2 separate regions of the Homo sapiens genome follow, and region 1 is linked to region 2. Evidence: read pairs that join two places in POLR2A ChIA-PET (ENCODE). Cell type or tissue: A673. All regions are shown on one strand. Links, peaks and the distances in the headings refer to the core of each region. The heading gives the core; the rest is flanking DNA. Region 1 overlaps SGK1 (serum/glucocorticoid regulated kinase 1). Region 2 holds the start of LOC105378009 (a long non-coding RNA gene).

Region 1 (10,253 bases), core at 4,279-6,778, 52 kb after region 2:
GTCCCTGGAGCACTGCAATGGTCTAACTTCAGTGTTAAAAAGGTATTTCATTTGCGCAGGATCTCATTAAATCAAATGACACCAAATTACTCTGCTTTTTTAGTTACATATGCACAAGGCACTGAGGGACAAAAAGATATGGAAATACTTATGTCCAATGTATAATTAGTTATTGATGAGTTTTGACCTAATTTAATCAATTTAATGTGAAATTTTGTTTTCTAATCTGTCTTACATAAAGACTTAAAGTCCATTTGAAATTCAAAATCATAATCCATGTAACTCATCAACACTCTGAATGATCTTTAGAATCTCTTTATTATTCCCCATTCACTAAAATATTTCTCATTAAGGCCTCAAAAACTTGGAGGGCATTCCATCCTTCTGTTTTCTTTACTATCAAGCTCTTTTGTTTCGTATTTCTTTTGCCTTCTTGACACTTATCCATCCATATCTTAACTTTCCCTTTCAGTTTACCAGAGCAGTGGTGGCTCATGCCAATAATCCCAGTGCTTTGGGAGGTAAAGATGGGAGGATTGCTTGAGCCCAGGAGTTCAAGACCAGCCTGGGCAACACAGCAAGACCCTCAGGTCTCCAGGAAATAATAATAAAAAAAATAGCCAGGCTGGTGGCACATGCCTGTATTCCCAGTTACTCGGGAGGCTGAGGTGGGAAGATCGCTTGAGCCCAGAAGGTTGAGGTTGCAGTGAGCCATGATCACACCACTACACTCCAGCCTGGACAACAGAGTAAGACCCTGTCTCAAAAAGAAAAGAGAAGAGAAGGGAAGAGAAGAGAAGAGAAGAGAAGAGAAGAGAAGAGAAGAGAAGAGAAGAGAAGAAAAGAGAAAAGAGAAGAGAAGAAAAGGTGGTCCTTCCTGTGGACCGCTCCTCCTTGGAATACTCAGTTGTGGCTTCTGTGGCCCAGCACTCCAGCCTCTCCTCCTACTTGTGGGTGATTTCTTAGTTTCCTTTCAGGCCTTCCTGCTCTGTCTTACCAATAATGTGGGGATGGCTCAAACTCAGTCCTTGGCTCACCAGCCTCTGAACATCTTTTTGCCCTTTCCCTCTTACTGTAGTTCTCCATCTTTCTCACTTTCCCATCCACTCTCCCTCCTCCTCCACACACAGGTTCATTCATTCCTGTGCTTTAAATGTAATCTGTTATTCAGAAACTTAGTTGCCTGAATGCCAGACCTCTGTTCCCAATTGTTTACTAAACATTCCCATTGAAATGTCTCACACACATCTTGAGCTAGTCCTGTTCAAAACCCAACTCTTGATTTTTCTTCCTATTTTTCTCTATTTCAGTAAATGATACTACTACATAACTCATTTGTGAGAGTGAGAAATCTAGAAATTATTTCTCTTTCTTTTCTCCCAACGTCAGTGCAATTCATCAGCATATTCTACTGTGTTTACTTCCAAAATACATTTCTTGGCCAGGCGCGGTGGCTCACGCCTGTAATCCTACCACTTTGGGAGGCCGAGGCGGGTAGATCACCCGAGGTCAGGAGTTCAAGACCAGCCTAGCCAAGATGGTGAAACCCCCCTCTCTACTAAAAATACAAAAATTAGCCGGGTGTGGTGGCGCATGCCTGTAATCCCAGCTACTCGGGAGGCTGAGGCAGGAGAATTGCTTGAACCCAGGAGGTGGAGGTTGTAGTGAGCCGAGATCATGCCATTGCACTCCAGCCTGGGCAACAGAGCGAGACTCCATCTCCAAAAAAAAAAAAAAAAACCAAACATTTATTTTTAACTCCTTTCTCTTTATCTCCAGGGCCTATCCCTTGGTGCAAGCCACCACCATCTTTCTTTCTTTTTTTTTTTTTTTTTGAGACAGAGTCTTGCGCTGTTGCCCAGGCTGGAGTGCAGTGGCGCGATCTCGGCTCACTGCAACCTCCGCCTCCCGGGTTCATGCCATTCTCCTGCCACAGCCTCCCGAGTAGCTAGGACTACAGGCGCCCGCCACACGCCTGGCTAATTTTTTTGAATTTTTAGTAGAGTTGGGGTTTCACCATGTTAGCCAGGATGGTCTTAATCTTCTGACCTCGTGATCTGCCCGTCTCGGCCTCCCAAAGTGCTGGGATTACAGGCGTGAGCCATTGCGCCCCGCCTGCCACCACCATCTTTCACCTTAACTCATCTCTTAACTCATCTCTCCCCATCTTCTTTCTCCCTGCCTTTCCCTCCTTAACATCCCCATGAAAAAATTACAGCACTTTAGACAAATTAACATCTTTCTCATAGTAATAAGGTTTTCCTGAGGGAAGAAGGCATTGAGAGAGAAAAGTACTTCCCTAGAGTCACATAGAGAAATGGCAAATATGATGTTAGAAGCCAGGTTCCTTTTTTAGTGGCAATAAACTCTCTTATTTTCTCAGTTATCTGCTGTGTGTTTTTTTTCTCTCTCTCTTTTTGACTTACTTTCTTTTTTTGAATTAAAAAAGCATTTTATTTTGTGAAGAATTGAGGTATTTGGACCTTCTTGAGTATAGGTGATGCTAACATGCTTTAGTTTAAATTTCATTATCCGACTCCTCCAAACTCAGGGCAAAAAAAAAAAAAAAGTCACAGGGATTGGAAAAGCTACCAGAGGCTCTAAAAACCTGTCAGAAGGAAATGCCTAAACTAGAATGAACAGGCATATCCAAACATTGAGTATTTCCACATTGGAAATCTTTTTTTTTAAGTGGTTTACTAAGCCAGAGTTTAATAATTATGCTAATGAGCATACTTGTTATGAGTTTTACTGTATGTCAGCCAACCACTCTGCATAGTTTTCAAAGTCCTCCCTGTTCTGCACACATCAGCATACCTTACCTCACTCCCTTCACTTCTTGGCATAACTCCCCACCTCTGATCTCTCAGGAAGCTTGTTTTGCTCACAATTTCACCCTTACTCCACACTTAGCTAAATTCTGCATATGTTTCCAGAGCCAGCTTTTGTTCCATGTGATCTATGACACTTACTCAGCTATTATTTTTTTTGTTTTGTTTGTTTTGTTTGAGATAAGGTCTAGCTCTGCTGCCGAGACTAGAAGGCAGTGGCACAATCACAGCTCACTGCATCCTCGACCTCACTGGCTCAAGCGATCCTTGCACCTCAGCCTCCAGAGTAGCTGGAACTATAGGCATGAGCTGCCATGCCTGGCTTTTTTTTTTTTTTTTGTAATTTTTTTGTAAGGATGAGGTTTCCCTGGGTTATCCTGGCTGCCAGCTACTGTGAATTGCACAGATTGCTTTCTTTAAATGCAATTAAATTAAGAGCTGAGAGCTGGGTGCTGTGGCTCACACCTGTAATCCCAGCACTTTGGCAGGTCGAGGCAGGTGGATCACGAGGTCAGGAGATTGAGACCATTCTGGCCAGCATGGTGAAACCCCTGCTCTACTAAAAATACAAAAATTAGCTGGGCATGGTAGTGCATGCCTGTAATCCCAGCTACTCAGGAGGCTGAGGCAGGAGAATCACATGAACCAAGGAGGTAGAGGTTGCAGTGAGCCGAGATTGAGCCACTGCACTCCAGCCTGGGCGACGGAGAGAGACTCCATCTCAAATAAATAAATAAATAAATAAATAAATAAATAAGAGCTGAATGCTATCAAGAAGCAGCTTCTTCACTCCTTCTGGAATCTCTGCCTGGTTCAGCCCGCCTGCCTCCACTCCTGCCTCCACCATGTCCATCAGGGTGACCCAGAAGTCCTACAAGTTGTCCATCTCTGGCCCCCGGGCCTTCAGCAGCCGCTCCTACACGAGTGGGCCCAGTACCTGCATCAGCTCCTCAAGCTCCTCCTGAGTGGGCAGCAGCAGCTTCCAGGGTAGCCTGGGTGGAGGCTATGGTGGGGCCAGCGGCATGGGAGGCATCACTGCCGTCACAGTCAACCAGAGCCTGCTGAGCCCACTTAATCTGGAGGTGGATCCCAACATCCAGGCCTGCGCACCCAAAAGAAGGGGAAGATCAAGACCCTCAGCAACAAGTTTGCCTCCTTCATAGGCAAGGTACGGTTCCTGGAGCAGCAGAACAAGATGCTAGAGACCAAGTGGAGCCTCCTGCAGCAGCAGAAGACAGCTTGGAGCAACATGGACAACATGTTCGAGAGCTACTTCAACAACCTTAGGCGGCAGCTGGAGACTCGGGGCCAGGAGAAGCTGAAGCTGGAGGCAGAGCTTGGCAACATGCAGGGGCTGGTGAGGATGAGATCAATAAGCTTACAGAGATGGAGAATGAATCTGTCCTCATCAAGAAGGATGTGGATGAAGCTTACATGAACAAGGTAGAGCTGGAGTCTCACCTGGAAGGGCTGACTGACGAGATCAACTTCCTGAGGCAGCTGTATGAAGAGATCGGGAGCTGCAGTCCCAGATCTCGGATACGTCTGTGATGCTGTCCATGGACAACAGCCGCTCCCCGGACATGGACGGCATCATCACTGAGGTCAAGGCGCAGTACGAGGAGATCACCAACCGCAGCCGGAGTGAGGCTGAGAGCATGTACCAGATCAAATATGAGGAGCTGCAGATGCTGGCTGGGAAGCACGGGGATGACCTGCAGCATACAAAGACTGAGATCTAGGCCGGGCGCAGTGGCTCACGCCTGTAATCCCAGCACTTTGGGAGGCCGAGGCAGGCTGATCACGAGGTCAGAAGTTCAAGACCAGCCTGACCAACAGGGTGAAACCCTGTCTCTACTAAAAATACAAAAATTAGCCTGGGGTGGTGGTGCACGCCTGTAATTGCAGCTACTCAGGAGACTGAGGCAGGAGAATCCCTTGAACCTGGGAGGCGGAGCTTGCAGTGAGCCGAGATCGTGCCACTGCACTCCAGCCTGGGCGACAGAGTGAGACTCTGTCTCAAAAACAAGACAGAGATCTCCAAGATGAACCGGAACATCAGCTGGCTCCAGGCTGAGACTGAGGGTCTCAAAGGCCAGAGGGCTTCCCTGGAGACTGCCATCGCAGATGCCGAGCAGCATGGGGAGCTGGCTGTTAAGGATGCCAACGCCAAGCTGTCTGAGCTGGAGGCCGCCCTGCAGCGGGCCTAGCAGGACATGGCGCGATAGCTGCGTGTGTACCAGGAGCTGATGAACGTCAAGCTGGCCCTGGACATTGAGATCGCAACCTACAGGAAGCTGCTGGAGGGCTAGAAATGCCGGCTGGAGTCTGGGATACAGAATGTGAGTATCCATACGAAGACCACCAGCGGCTATGCAGGTGGTCTGTGCTCAGCCTATGGGGGCCTCACAAGTCCCAGCCTCAGCTACGGCCTGAACTCTAGCTCCTTCAGCCACATCAGCTCCACCAGGGCTGTGGTTGTGAAGAAGATCGAGACCCGCAATGGGAAGCTGGTGTCCAAGTCCTCTGATGTCCTGCCCGAGTGAACAGCCATGGCAGCCCCTCCCAGCCTGCCCCTCTTGCGGCTGCCCCAGAGCCCAGGAGGGAGGCCCCTGTGCAGGGTAGGACAGGGAACAGGAGACCCACCTGAGGCTCAGTCCTAGCCCTCAGCCCACGTGCGGGGAAGTTTACTGCTTGGGGACCCCCCCTTGCCCATGCCTCCAGCTACAAAACAATTCAACTGTTTTTTTTTTTTTTTTTTTTTTGGTCCAAAATAAAACCTCAGCTAGCTCTGCCAAAAAAAAAAGAGCTGAATGCTTTTTCAACTCTTAGTAAATACTAATTTCTACAATAATTATCCTTTACTGATTGATTATAATGAACAAGTAGCATTTCCAAAACACTTAATTGACAAAATGGGCCAGGCATGGTGTGGTTCACGCCTGTAATCTCAGCACTTTAGGAGGCTGAGGCAAGAGGGTTGCTTGAGTCCGGGAGTTCAAGACCAGCTTGGGCAACAAAGTGAGATCCTGGTGTTGGCAGTGTAGTGGTGAGCATAGCTGCCTTCCAAAGTGAGATCCTGTCTCTACAAAAAATGAAAAAGTTAGCTGAGCACAGCAGCATATGCCTGTAGTCCTAACTACTTGGAAGGCTGAAGTGAGAGGATTGCTTGAACCAGAAGTTGGATGCTGCAGTGAGCTAAAATTGCCCCACTGCACTCCAGCCCGGCCAACACAGCAATATCTCGCCTATAAAAACAATAATATGATAAACAAAATGAAAAATTTACAAAATGTCCAATGATCATCTCTCCCTTGTGACTCACAACTCAGGAATGCTGGTGTCCTTAGCCTTGCTTTGCCAGTGAGGATACTGGTCATGAGGAAGCATAAGTAACTTCCCCATGGTCACACAGATAAGAAGACTCACGTCGACTGATGACATTTGAGATTCTCTTCCCATTACATCACATGACTTCTCTGGCAACTACTGTGGTTTTTCGCTGAGCATTCTATGCTGACCATCTGTTACAGCAGGAACTTGAGAAAATTGAAGTGAACTTCTTTGTTCTCATGCTTACATTCAGATTCTTCATCCTAGGAGTAAAAGAGAATCCACTTTTAATTCTACCTTCTAAATTGCCATGGGTTCCCACTCCCATGTCCTTACTGACTGTCTGCATTGCCATTTCCCAAGCTCAGGCCACCTTGAACCTTACCTGGAGAACTGCTACCATCTTTTTAATGGCCTCTTGCTACTGTCCTGCTCCTGGCCTCCTGCAACTATTCCCCATAGAATCCTCCAGGTTGCCATCTATAGGGCTTTTTTTTTTTTTTTCTGAGATGGAGTCTCACTCTGTTGTCTAGGCTAGAGTGCAGTGGCACGATCTCAGCTCACTGCAACCTCCGGGTCCCAGGTTCAAGCGATCCTCCTGCCTCAGTCCCCCAGTAGCTGGGATTACAGGCACGCACCACCATGCCCAGCTAATTTTTGTATTTTTAGTAGAGACAAGGTTTCGCCATGATGGCCAGGCTTGTCTCGAACTCCTGACCTCAGGTTATCCACCTGCCTTGGCGTCCCAAAGTGCTGGGATTACAGGTTTGAGCCACCACACCTGGTCCTAGAAGGGCTTTCTAAAATACAAGTGGGACCTTGATATCCCTGTGCTTAAAATATGTCAGTGGTTTATTGTGACTCTCAAAACAGAGCCCTAATTCCTTACCCTTATATTTATATAGCTGAGATGGGGCCCTGGCTCAGCTCTCTGCCCCCTCGTCTCTTCTTCTTTCTCCTGCTTCTCCTTCCTCATCCATTGGACTCCATTCTCCAACCATGCAGAATAGCTTACTCTTCCCCAACTGCACTATCCAGCTACCCAGCCAAGGGCTCTTAACCCAGCATCCAGACATCCCTTGGGGGGCAGGAGAATGTCAATGGAGGAAATTCAGAACTTGGATGAAAAAAAAAATTACATATTCATTTTCACTCATCTCTAGCTGAAATCTAGTCTCTCCAATTATAAATGTAGCCAAAAACCACAATCGTTTTACCAGGACCTGCAATTTTGTCACTAATAAAAATCATAGATATTTTCATGTCATATGACAGTTGTTCAAGGCACCATATCGTTTATGCTCATCATTACTGAGAAATTTACAGTAATTATTAGCTTTCCTCTAGACTTTGTTATCTAACACATTAATAAAGATTCACTGGCTGGGCGTGGTAGCTCACGCCTGTATTCCCAGCACTTTGGGAGGCCAAGGGGGGAGGATCAGGAGTTCGAGACCAGCCTGGTCAACATGGTGAAACCCCGTCTCTACTAAAAATACAAAAATTAGCTGGTTGGGGGGGTGGTGCACATCTGTAATCCCAGCTACTCAGGAGGCTGAGCCAGGAGAATCACTTGAACCCTGGAGGCGAGGGTTGCAGTGAGCCGAGATAATGCCATTGCACTCCAGCCTGGGTAACAAAGTGAGCCTCCATTTCAAAAATGAAATAAAATAAACACAAATTTATAAGTAAAATACTTGGTCACAAAAGGACAAATGCTGTATAATTCAATTTACATGAGGTACTTAGAGTAGTCCCATTTATAGACAGAAAGTAGAATGGTCCTTGCCAGGGACTAGGGAAGAAGGGGGATGAGGAATTACTATTTCATGGGTATGGAGCTTCAGTTTGGGAAGATGAAAACAGTTTTGGAGACTGGATAGCGGTGATGGTTGCTCAACAACGTCATTGTACTAATGTGACCAAACTGCACACTTAAAAATGGCTAAAGTGGTAAATTTTATGTGATGTATATTTCATCACAATGAAAAAAAATACAGCACAGTATATTAGATGGGAAACGTGCTGAAGAAAAATAAAGACAGGAAGGTGAGTAGGAAGGACCAAGGGATCAGAGGCCAAGATAGGCTTCACTGCCAAAGGGTTCTTTGCTGTTGTTTTTGCTCAGGACCTGAGCTATCTGCACAGCCACATGTTCAGAAAAACTTGCAACATGACCTGAATCTTCATCTGATTGTCAGTGGGCGCAAAAGTGAACCTTTTCTCATGTGTGTTGCTAAAATCCTAAAAACCGAATGCCTTTCATTCACCTAGCACCTTCTGGATGTACACAGGTGAAATCCTCAAGAGGAATAATGGGATGTCAAATTGTTACTGGGATGTGGCCATTTATCTTTCCATTTGTCTGCATTTTAGTTTGACATGAGCACTTTTCTGCCATGCGTCATCAAGGAATTATGAGGCCATTTGAGGAGGTGAAATGACTAGTTTTTGTAAATCAGATAATTATATCTGATTTATGTCTTCAGTGTCTCCATAAATCATCTTAATATTCAGGCTTCCTTGAGTTTGGCCTTATACTATTAACTTTTTCCTAACTCACGAAAGATAACCAATGTGGATTCCAAGTCTGCTTCCTTTTAGTAAGTGGTCTGATTTCTGTTCTTTTTGACATTTAAGTAGAAGATAGAAGTTCTTATTAAAGTAAATATTATCAAATCTTGAGGTTTAAAGGTTTGATATCAAAGTTTTATCTACACAATGTCAAAACCTGTTTGTAAAGTGAAACTTCTATCTAATCAAGGCTGTATGAATGTCAATCATACAGCCTAGGTGTTTTTGCTTGTTTTTCTTTTTAATAGTAGTTTGGCAAATAAATAAACACTGATCTAACTCTCTCATTTGCCTCTAACCTTAAGTTTTTACCATTTGGGGACATTGACCAGCAAAGCCTCTTGAAATATTAAGGCTAATACTCCTTTGCAATGTTATCTTGGTAAGTTGTAACTATTTAAGACATTTTTTGAAATATACAAATTGTTTTCAATGTAATAGTGAGATTTGTACAGCTTATTAGAAACTGGCAAATTATGAGCCATTTTACATTATCTAGATCCTAAAGTACAGATTGCAGGAGCTTAATTCTTCAGAACTTAAAAATATTCTCTCCCTCTTCGTGTCTTTTATGGCACACAGATGAAAACAGGGAGTTTATCTGAAAGCACAGTCTGGAAACAAGAGAGTTATCCAATTATGAAGATGATATACGATTTAGGGAATCACCTTCCGTGCCCATGGTGCTGTCATTTAATTTCCCTCTTTTGTCTTTTTTTATTCTGTCAAGTGAGAACTCTGACATTTTGATCATTGGGAAGATGTATCAGTAGTACTTCCAACCTTCTTTAAAAGACGGAAATATTTAAGTGACTGTTCAAGTCAGAATTCTTGATAGAGTAAGTGACTAGCTTAAGTGTTTTAAGGTCAGTCATGTCTACTGCCAAAAGCTTTTTACAGCCATTTCTTTCCTATTCAAATGCATTTTGGATCCTTTTCATCTTTTTCTCTCACTTTTCTGTATCTACTTAATCTAATGTTTGTAAAATAATTCCTTCTCCTAGAACATATAACCTATTCCTGGGCTTCATTTTCTTTTTTTTTGAGACAGTCTCACTTTGTCACCCAGGCTGGAGTGCAGTGGCGCAATCTCGGCTCACTGCAGCCTCTGCCTCCTGGGTTCAAGCTATTCTCCTGCGTCAGCCTCCCGAGTAGCTGGGATTACAGGCGCCAGCCACCACCCCCAGCTAGTTTTTGTATTTTTAGCAGAGACGGGGTTTCACCATGTTGGCCAGGCTGGTCTTGAACTCCTGACTTCAGGTGATCCACCCGCCTCGGCCTCCCAGAGTTTTGGGATTACAGGCATGAGCCACCGCGCCCGGCCCCCTGGGCTTCATTTCAAAACAAATTCCATTTGTGCAGAGTAATGAAGTCTTTGAGGTTTCACTAAAGGAACTTCTCTGGGTGTCACTTTCCTCATCTGTAAAACGAGTCTCACTTTCTTTGTCTATAAAATGGCAAAAGTTTGCTTCACCTCTAAGAGTGTACAATTTCTACAAAATGATTTGTTGTCTT
Region 2 (10,253 bases), core at 3,259-5,758:
GGGTCTCCTGTTTAAAATTTGTGGGAGAAGAGCAAACCTCAATGTTTAGGCCACAATTTAAGCCATTTTTGAATTAATGAATGATCAAGATGAAAAGCAGAGCTATTCAGAAGCAGATCTCAGAGATTCCTCACACGGAAACTCACAAGCAAGCAAGTTACTTTCTCCAGGGAACTTTCCCATCTATTAGCCACTTGAACATCTTAAATGAGAGATTAGTCAAACAAAGAGCCTCAATACCACATGGAGTGACTCACTCCTGGTTCCACGGAGTCTCTGAGGGGCTGACAAGCAATCCACTCCTCTGTTCCAAAGAAGAACTTATTTATGTGTGAGTTCAAGAAGAGAAGATAACTTCACATCAAACTGAGACTCGAATTAGAGAATGGGCAGATACCCAAAGACCTATGTTGATGGAGAGTGTGATGGCAGCTACTCCCTGCAACTGGAGAACCATTATTTCTCTGACCTAGGATTTTCTCATTTCTGACTTACCACTGTGAGAAGTTCCTACTTTACAAAGTCTCCCTGTCCTGTAACTTCTCAATCTGACTTACAGCTCCAAAAGACCACAAGGTTGTAAATCAGACTTCAATGTGTTTCTTCCCTTTGCCTGACTGTGGTTAAGCTGTCTGAGAGGTTGACAACAGAAATATAATGGGAATTCAAAAGATATAATCACATCTAAATTGCAGGGTCAAAGACTTAGCCAGGAGCTAAAGTGATTGTGCACAGCCCTGTTTTAGATCTCAAAGCTGCAGACCTAGGGAGCGCATCACTACTTACAAAGTTTACCCTACAGTACAGCTGGGAGTTCAGATTTTTGAAATGTATTGATGAATTAATTTCAATGAAATACATGGAAATTTATTGAGTATAGAATAATTGCTAAACTTAAAATCTAGGATTCATTCACCCAAAAATATTGACTGATTATAATGTATCAGACTCTGTCTAGTTGCTAGGGAAAGAGAGACAAATCAAAAGGTGAGCCTTGTTTCCAACAAGCTTATGAATTGGAAGAGGACACATAAATAAAATGAACCAATGATCTGATACAACACAACATGTGAGAAGGACGCAGAGCAGCTTAAAGGGAGAGCTTTTAACCCTGGGGGTGTCAGGAGTGGTTAAGAAAGGGCCCTGCAGAAACTGACATCTGAGCTGGTTCTCAGGGAGAAATAGCAGTCACCAGGCAGCCTTTGGGGGAGGGAGAGTGGAGGGAGGGGAAGCCACAAGGCTTTCTTGGAAGCAAAGAAAACAGCAGGTGCAAAAGAGGCATGAAATAGTATCTTGTCCTATAAACTTGCAGTCAGTGTTACTGACGAGTTGGATGGGAAAGCAACAACAGGCAGCAAAGAGATGCCTGGGATAATGGGAGTAGGTGCAGCTGGAGGGCTAGGAGCTGGCCAGGGCCCCCTGTGTCACACCAACTCTCATGCTCAACCTTGATTCAGCAGGCAGTGGGAGGCCAGGAAGAGGCTTTCAGAAGAGCTATGATCAGACTTGCGTTTTGGAGGGATATCTCTGGGTGAAAAACAAAACGAAAGAAACTATGCTGATAGCGCGTAGCTTTTATAGTCTGGTTAGAAATGTCTCTCACCAGTATTTTTTTAGTCCTCTAAGTCATATTTAAGAGCATTAGCCTGTCTTCTGATCCTTTGTGACCTATGCCAATTGCTATATGATGTCTTTTATTCCCCCAAACACAATCAGCAGCACTGACATGGAGTGGAAGGGGGAGGTTTTAGGCTGCCACCAGCTCCAACCCCTTTTTACTTGCTTCTTCAGCTACCCCAAGTAATCATTTCTTCTAAATAAAGCTATTGTGCTTGCTCTTCAGGGGCAGCTTCAAGACAAAGTTCTGAGCCCCCTTTCCAGCCATGAGCAGCTCTAAGTCCCTTCAGCAGAGTATACAAATCCGGGAGCATCCACTGACTATCAGCAAACGACTCTTAGACTTACAGATAATTGTTAGGTTCTTCAAGAAAGCAGAGGTTTCATAACGTTCTTGTGTAAGGCCCTAAAGGAAACTTCTCATCAGAACCCCACTAGTCTACAATGATTGGGAGAGGCCTCTGCAGGTAGAACCTATGAAGAAAGTCTCCATTCTTCAACAATTAGGACCATTACTCCTGAAATTGGCAACAAATGGTTTGGCCATTGGCTATATCCTCAGCTGAATTCCACAAGAGTCATTTCAGGTATGAGCTGCCACATAATCATATTCTATCTGAAAAGCCTAAAGTATAAAACACAGTGTTGATGATTATCTGAAAAACTAGAATGAATTTCCTGTAGTGCTTTCAAAACATAAAACTAATAGCTATTCATAAATGCCTTTCTTTGTTATATACCTTTTATTTGTTTATTTATTTTTGAGACAGAGTCTTACTCTGTCACCCAGGCTGGAGTGTGGTGGCGAGGTCTCTGCTTACTGCAACCACTGCCCCCTGGGTTCAAGTGATTCTCGTGCCTCAGCCTCCCAAGTAGCTAGGATTACAGACGTGAGCCTCCACACTTGGCTAATTTTTGTATTTTTAGTAGAGATGGGGTTTTACCATGTTGGCCAGGCTGGTCTCGAACTCCTGACCTCAAGTGATCCACCCGCCTCAGCCTCCCAAAGTGTGAGGATTACAGGCATGAGCCACCGTGCCCAGCCTGTTATATACCTTTAAAATAATTTTGGTTAGCTATAATATCACTTCTATTTATTTTTTGAGACTGTAAATACCTTATGTCTGTTTACCTTTTCTTTTCTTCTTTCTTATTTATTTTTTCACTTTTATTTTCTGCTTAGCTGTTACCATATGGTAGATTATTAATAAAAAGTTAAAATGACTTTCTTTTTTGAAAAAATTAGTAACAATTAGGCAAAGTAAACAGGTCCCCTCCCTTTTTCTCATTTCACTCATAAGGTTGTAGATTTAGCAAATAAAAATACAGGCCCAGTTAAATTTTAATTTCAGACAAATGACAAATAATATTTTGGTATAAAATATATATCCCATGCAATGTTTAGGACATACTTACATTTTTAAAAATTCTTGTTATTTACCTGAAATTCAAATTTAACTGGAGATTCTATATTTTATTTTGTAACTTATTGAAAAGGACCTTAGCTTTATTATTATTTTCATTTTTTATTCTCAATGACTCTATGTATAAGATGGAAAAGGACCTTTGTTTTATTTCACAATATTTTGGTTAGAGTATCTGGCCGGAAAAAAAAATTTCTACTCAGCTTTATAGAATAAAGTATGGAAATTTTTTATTAAAAATAATGACAGTGGAATATTTGGTGGCCATTGCAAAAGATGTTTTGTGGTAAGTGTATCTTAAAATAGAAAAATGCACATTAAGTAAACAGAGGAGAATGCACATATATAATATGTGCTATTATTGTATATAATAGTATATAGACTATATATGTAGTACTATTACTACTATATATACTATATTATAATTATATACTATATTATGCTATATAGTAATACTATTATTATTCCTAGTATAAAGATGAAAATTTTAAAGCCCCAAGAAGATTTTTGTGCCTGCTAAATATTATATATTTATACATATAAACAGTATGTTACCAAAAAGCAACACAAAGAAAAAAGACTAGAAGAAAATATAAGCTGTAACACTTATTATTTTGTATAGGCATATAATGATTTTCAAAATCTTCTTCTTATGTTTTCTATATTTTCCATAAGGCATCCATTGCTTTTCAAATATAACAATAATACAATTTAAATGAAAAAATTGTCTAATTGGAAAACTCATTTCACATATTTTAATGCCATTGGTCCCTGTCCACACCACACATTATGAAGATAGTTTCCTGGGGTTGTGTCATTCCAAGCTGTTTCTTTTTTTTTTTTTTTTTTTTTTTTTTTTTTTTTTTTGAGATAGAGTCTCATTCTGCTGCCCAGGCTGAAGTGCAGTGACTTGATTTCAGACACTGCAACCTCTGTCTCCTGGGTTCAAGAGATTCTCCTGCCTCAGCCTCCCAAGTAGCTGGGATTACAGGTGACTGCCACCAGGCCTGGCTAATTTTTGTATTTTTAATAGAGACTGGGTTTCATCTTGTTGCCCAGGCTGGTCTCGAACTCCTGACCTCAAGTGATCCACTCGGCCTCCCAAAGTGCTGGGATTACAGGTATGAGCCACTGCACCCAGCCTCATTCTGAGTTTTGACTCCGCCAGATCTTCACTGGGCAGATATAGGCCTCTGTCTTTTACTTTTTTTTTTTTCTTTTTTGATGGGGTCTCACTGTCGCTTAGGCTAGAGTGCAGTGGGCATGATCACAGCTCACTGCAGCTTCAACTTTCTGGACTCGAGTGATCCTCCCACCTCAGCCTCCCAAGTAGATAGGACCACAGGCATGTGCCACTATGCCCAGGTAGCTTTTTTATCTTTAGTAGAGATAAGGTCTCACTATGTTGCCCAGGCTGGTCTCAAACTCCTGGGCCCGAGTGATCCTCCTGCCTCGGCCTCCCAAAGTGCTGGGATTACAGGAACGATCCACTTTGCCCGGTCTGGGCCTCTATCTTTTAAATTGAGGCTCTCTCTTTGTAATCAATCAGCTAATTCAATTCCATGCTCTTAGTGGTCACTACACATTCCAAAGTTCTCTCAAACAAGACCTGCTGCAGGAGATGAAAAAGAAAACCTATCAGCCTAAAAAGAAAAACAACAACAACAACGATGGAGTTCTTGTGGCTTTTTGTAGACATTCCATTAGATAGAGCAATGCTGGCTTTACAGCCAGCAAGGAAAAGTACAAGCAATTTATTCATGCCTCTAGCTCATCTCCTCAGCGTGTTCTGAAGAATCATTCAGCCTTCAGAGACTCATAGACTCATCCACGGTGAGGTCATTATGTTGATGTTGGCGCACAGGGAGCCGATTTTGTCAGCATGTATTGGAGAAAGGGCCTCAGAAGGGCATGGGGCAGGCTCCAAGCTTAACCATGAGCGGAGATGGTTTCAGTGGCTCTTATGTCATCGCTAATAAGAGAGTTATTTTTACAGGAGACTGTCACTAGCAAAACGTAAGCTGCCTTTTACTTTAAAGGAAAGGTGCCAGCTTCTAAGCTCATCCTTTAATTACCTTGTACGTAACAGAAGAGGTTGTTAGTGTAGTGAACACGCCAGAACAGGGGTGTGGAAGCCAAGTGTTCTCTATTCCAGCTATGGAAAGTTCAATGGCAGGTGTGGTCCGAAGCCAACCAGAGGACGCAGGAGATTGGAGAAGAGCTCTCCTTCCGTTCAGGCTCACGGCAAAGCACGTTGCCTTCTTTCTTTTGCAAAATAACCACAGGATACTTCTCAGAGAGATGCTACGGAGATGCTTCAGCCTTGAACACCAGTGAGTCACGGTTTGTACAACTCAAGGGTGCTGCCAGCCCGCCTCTGCTCTCCCTCACGGTTTTTGTTTTCTTGGTATGATAATTAGTTGTTGGCTCCATGAATGTGTCTCCCAAGGAAGAAAAATGTGGGCACCTGTTATTTCTGGAATGAGTGTTCTATGCGTTCTATTGAGGTGAGCTATTCACTCAGAGTCCAAGAGGCGGCTGGCATATGGTCACCTAACACAGAGCTCCACTGCGCTCACACTACGTGTTCACCAGACCAAGAGGAGGGAATGTGATTTTCACCTCCCACCTCCTGTCTTCTGTTGAGTTAAACAGAGTACAGGCTCTCTGGGTGGGTTGGGGGAGACTGGGGGAAGGACTTTTAGAGTTAGCAAAACCTTTAAAAAAAATACCAACGCCTGGGCCTTACTCCAGAGCCATGAGGCCAGCTGGGGCACTGGTGTTCTTTCTAAGTTCCCTAAGTACTTTCAATGAACAGCCAAGGTTGAGAAGCACTGAACTTGTCCATCAAGGTCCTTCCAAATGAAACAGAGCCCGGAGAGGCTGACAAATTGCCCCAGGGCTCCATGGCTTGTTAGCTAGTGTGCGTTTATCTGTGTGTCTGTCTTCTCACAGACTATGAAATCCTTGAGCACCTGAACCATGATGTTGATATTGAAATTCACAGGGCCTCCAGCTATAAATGTTTGATGAGGGCAAAAAGCTAGGAAGGAAAGGAGAACCAACATCTCTCTTTCCCTTGCTCCGCAAAATCTCCCCAAGGACAATTATTGCTAACATAAACTTACTGTGAACTTTTTTAACCCCAAAACTTGTCATTAAATATCAGATTCCCAAAACATATGACCCATTCATTTCTGGAAAAATTGCATGAGTCAGAAAGGCCCCCAAATCCCAAGCCCAAAGACTTTACCCTAATTAATCCAGCTGTTTTAAGCTAAGCGCTTGACCTTGCTCACTACCTCATGCCTCACTAAGCTCTCATTTTGAGGAGTCTCATTTATTCCCTAGTTACACTTGACACTTTCAAATTAATAGGCTGCTCAAAATGGCGTGTCTTCCTTTGGTATTAAGACTCCGAAGTGAAGGAAAGAATTATGGGAAGTGCATGCTGTGACGAAGGAGACAGAGGCCTAGAACCTGAGGTATTGCCGGGGCCTCGGCACAGAGTTCTAGAATGTTATGTGACTTTTCTGGTTCTATCCACCATCAAGTAAGCATCTTTCACCTGCTAGTCAGGTGGAATTCAAGTCAAATCCAGCCAATGTAGTGTGGTGTAGGGGCTCAGAATCAGAGCCATAGAACTGTTTGCAGCAGATAACTCAGTGCCCGGCCCGTGTCCCCTCGCCCTGGCCACTCAGTGCATGCAGACCACCATTCCAAATGCCCAACTCTCCACATCTGCATTCCTTCACCTGAGAGCTGCCTCTGGACCCAGTGTCCCCACCCAGGCAGCAGACTGGAAGTGCCAGACAATGAATATCCCCACCCCACCCCTACCGTGGCCTTCAAACCAGAACTAAACAGGAACTGGGTTTCCTGTGCCCTTTCCTTGCTGGTGTTTCGTAAGCTAATCCCCCAAATAATTGAATCCTTGTGTAATGATCTGCTCTGGGGAAACCCAAGGAAGACACAGTGGTCCGTCAATATACAGACATTTGATTTTTGATATTTTGTTTATTTTTGAGACAGAGTCTCACTCTATTGCCCCAAGCTGGAATGCAGTGGTGCAATTACAGCTCACTGCAGCCTTAACCTCCCAGCCTCAAGTGATCCTCCCACCTCAGCCTCCTGAGCAGCTGGGACTACACCTGTGTGCCACTACACCTGGCTAATGTTTTTATTTTTTGTAGACACAGGACCTCCCTAGGTTGCAAGGGCTGTTCTCAAACTCCTGGCTTCAAGCCATCCTCCTGCCTCAGCCTCTCAAAGTGTTGGGATTACAGACATTACAGGGATGAGCCACAATGCCCAGCCTGATAGTTGATTTTAGAAAAGCCAGTTAATCTCTCTGACAGTGGCTGTCCTAGAGTATAAAATAAGGAAAGAATTTTGAAGTCCCACGTCTTCATAACAGCACGCAAAGGGCTGCATCACGTGGCTGCCAATGACCTCCCTCACTGACCCGCCTTTCTCCCTGGCCTCGCCTCCAAGTGTGCCTCTCCCCTACACTCCTCTCCAGCCACAGGAGTTCCTTTGAATTCTTGGAACATGCCCCATTCCCACTTGCCTTTGGGACTCACTCACGCTGTCCGTCTGCCTGGAACACGCTTCCTCCTTCTGCTTGCTTGGCTCAGTCTTACATATCCTCCAGCTCTCAGCTTAAATATCAGTTCCTGTAGGGAAGCCTTTTCTGTCACCCAGTCTAGGATTGCACTCATTATATGCTCCCAAATATAGTGCTCCCTTCATGGTGCTTGGTATGCCTAGTGCAATTCTCGTTTACTTTCCTGAGTCCATCTCATTCTCCAAGAATTGTCACCACTGGTCTTTATACTCCTGGAAGGCATGAACCCAATTTATTGTCTTGCTCTCTGCTGCATCTCTGATAGCCAGCCCAATGCCTTGCCATAATTGTTGAAACAAAATGCATGTTTATCTATTGAAAAAAAAATTTTTTTTTGAGATGGAGTTTCACTCTTGTTGCCCAGGCCAGAGTGCAATGGTGCCATCTCGGCTCACCACAACCTCCGCTTCCCAGGTTCAAGGGATTCTCCTGCCTCAGCCCCCTGAGTAGCTGGGATTACAGGCATGTGCCACCACACCCAGCTAATTTTGTATTTTTAGTAGAGACGGGATTTCACCATGTTGGTCAGGCTGGTCTTGAACTCCCAACCTCAGGTGATCCTCCTGCCTCGGCCTCCCAAAGTGCTGAGATTACAGGCGTGAGCCACCTCGCCCAGCCTATTGAAAATTTGAGTTGGAGAATAAAAGGATTTTGGAATAAAAATTAAAACAAAGCTTCCCATCATAGGATCCGCCTTATGTAGCTTGTACCTGTGGCAAAATACGGAGTTGTCTTCTATCAGTTCTTCTGCTTGAAGCCCAGGGAAAAGAGTGTATGTAAAAGATGTGCTTCCCTGTGGCTGAGAGCAGCTTTATCTTTTTATCCTAGTCTGGGCTATCATTTTTATTTTTATTTTTATTTTTATTATATTAGAGATGGAGTTTCACTACGTTAATGTTGTCCAGGTTGGCCTCGAACCCCTGGCTCAAGTAATCCTCCTGCCTCAGCCTCCTGAGTAGCTGGGACTACAGGGATGTGCCACCACACCCGGCTTATCATTTCTAACATGAAAATTTAAAAGTTAAACTTTAAATTTAACTGCGTTAAAGTAATCTAACCCAGTAACATAAAAATGTGAAGTTGGGCTGGGCACAGTGGCTTATGCCTGCAATCCCAGCACTTTGGAAGGCTGAGGCGAGCAGATAGCTTGAGCCTGGCAGTTCAAGACCAGCCTGAGCAACATGGCAAAACCCTGTCTCTACCAAAAAAAAAAAAAAAAAAAATACAAAAATTAGCCTGGTGTGGTGATGCACACCTGTGGTCCTAACTACTCCGGAGGCCAAAGTGGGAGTATCACTTGAGCACTGGAGACAGAGGTTGTAGTGAGCCAGATTGCACCACTGCACTCCAGCCTGGGTGACAGAATGAGACCTTGTCTCAAAAATTGAAAAAAGAAATGTGGAGCTGGAATTTGGAGAAGAAAGGTTAGTAGTTGGCCAAGCACAGTGGCTAATGCCTGTAATCCCAGCACTTTAGGAAGCTGAGGCAGGAGGATCACCTGAGGCCAAGAGTTTGAGACAAGCCTGGGCAACACAGCGAGACCCTACAAAAAATTTGAAAAATTAGCCAGGTGTGTTGGTGTGCACCTGTAGTCCTAGTTGCTCAGGAGCCCAGCAGGTCAAGACTGCAGTGGGCCATAATTTCACCACTACACTCCAGCCTGAGTGACAGTGCCCAAGACCCCATCCCTCATAAAAGAAATAAAAATTAAAAATTAAAATTAAATTTAAAGGCTGGGTGCTGTGGCTCACGTCTATAATCCCAGCCCTTTGGGAGGCCGAGGTGGGCGGATCATTTAAGGTCAGGAGTTCAAGACCAGCCTGGCCAACATGGTGAAACCCTGTCTCTACTAAAAATACAAAAAAATGAGCCAGACACGGTGGCACGTGCCTGTAATCCCAGCTACTTGGGAGGCTGAGGCAGGAGAATCGTTTGAACCCAGAAGGTGGAGGTTGCAGTGAGCAGAGATCGCACCGCTGCACTCCAGCCTGGGTAACAGAGTGAGACCCTGTCTCTAAATAAATAAATAAATAAATACATTTTCTTAAAAGGGAAAAAAAATATTTTTAAACTCTTTAATGAACAGTTACTAGCAAACATTGTATGTAAGCAATGTTTGCAAGCAGAAGCTACCATTTGTCAGCTATTAAGGTCAATGCAACCTTCCTAGGTGTTGGCCTTTCTGACATTCACTCCTTTACACTTAAGGGTGTAATGGGCTTTATCTCAATAATCCCTAGATCCTCTGAGGACAGGGCTATGTTCATTTTTAAATTTTTTTATGTTTATTTTTATAATTTTTTAAATTTTGAGATGGGAGTCTTGCTACGTTGCCCAGGCTGGTCTCGAACTCCTGGCCTGAAGTGATCTGTCCTCTTTGGCCTCCCAAAGTGCTGGGATTACAGGCATGAGCCACCATGCCCAGCCAACGGATGAGGCTATGTTCAAAGTCACTCTCTCAGCCTTTTCTGACCACCAATAGACCCAAAGTCCACATTTCTTAGCACGGCATAGATGCCTTCTGGGGCCTAATTTTGCCTACCTTTCTCTCCCAGCTCGTCTTCCTCCATAGTCTGCCTCAGACT

The links. Peaks named below come from ENCODE experiments on the same cell type or tissue, not always from the same donor. Only the 100,000 strongest peaks of a DNase experiment are listed, where the experiment ranks them.
Region 1: POLR2A ChIA-PET joins it to region 2 with 13 read pairs; 8 of 35 experiments call an interaction of 5 or more read pairs at or near these places.

The regions. Positions count from the first base shown.
Region 1 is chr6:134,292,120-134,302,372 of GRCh38, reverse strand. All of the region lies in intron 1 of SGK1 (serum/glucocorticoid regulated kinase 1), which reads left to right. It also overlaps the pseudogene KRT8P42. Among named protein-coding and RNA genes, the nearest start is that of SGK1, 21 kb to the left of the region's middle. RefSeq lists enhancers at 5,227-5,728, 6,206-6,305, 6,366-6,465. In A673, for the core only: no CTCF peak of the experiment used is centred there; no DNase peak of the experiment used is centred there.
Region 2 is chr6:134,343,317-134,353,569 of GRCh38, reverse strand. LOC105378009 (a long non-coding RNA gene) reads left to right here and starts at 5,139. Exons shown (of 2, transcript XR_943002.3): 1 at 5,139-5,374. In A673, for the core only: no CTCF peak of the experiment used is centred there; no DNase peak of the experiment used is centred there.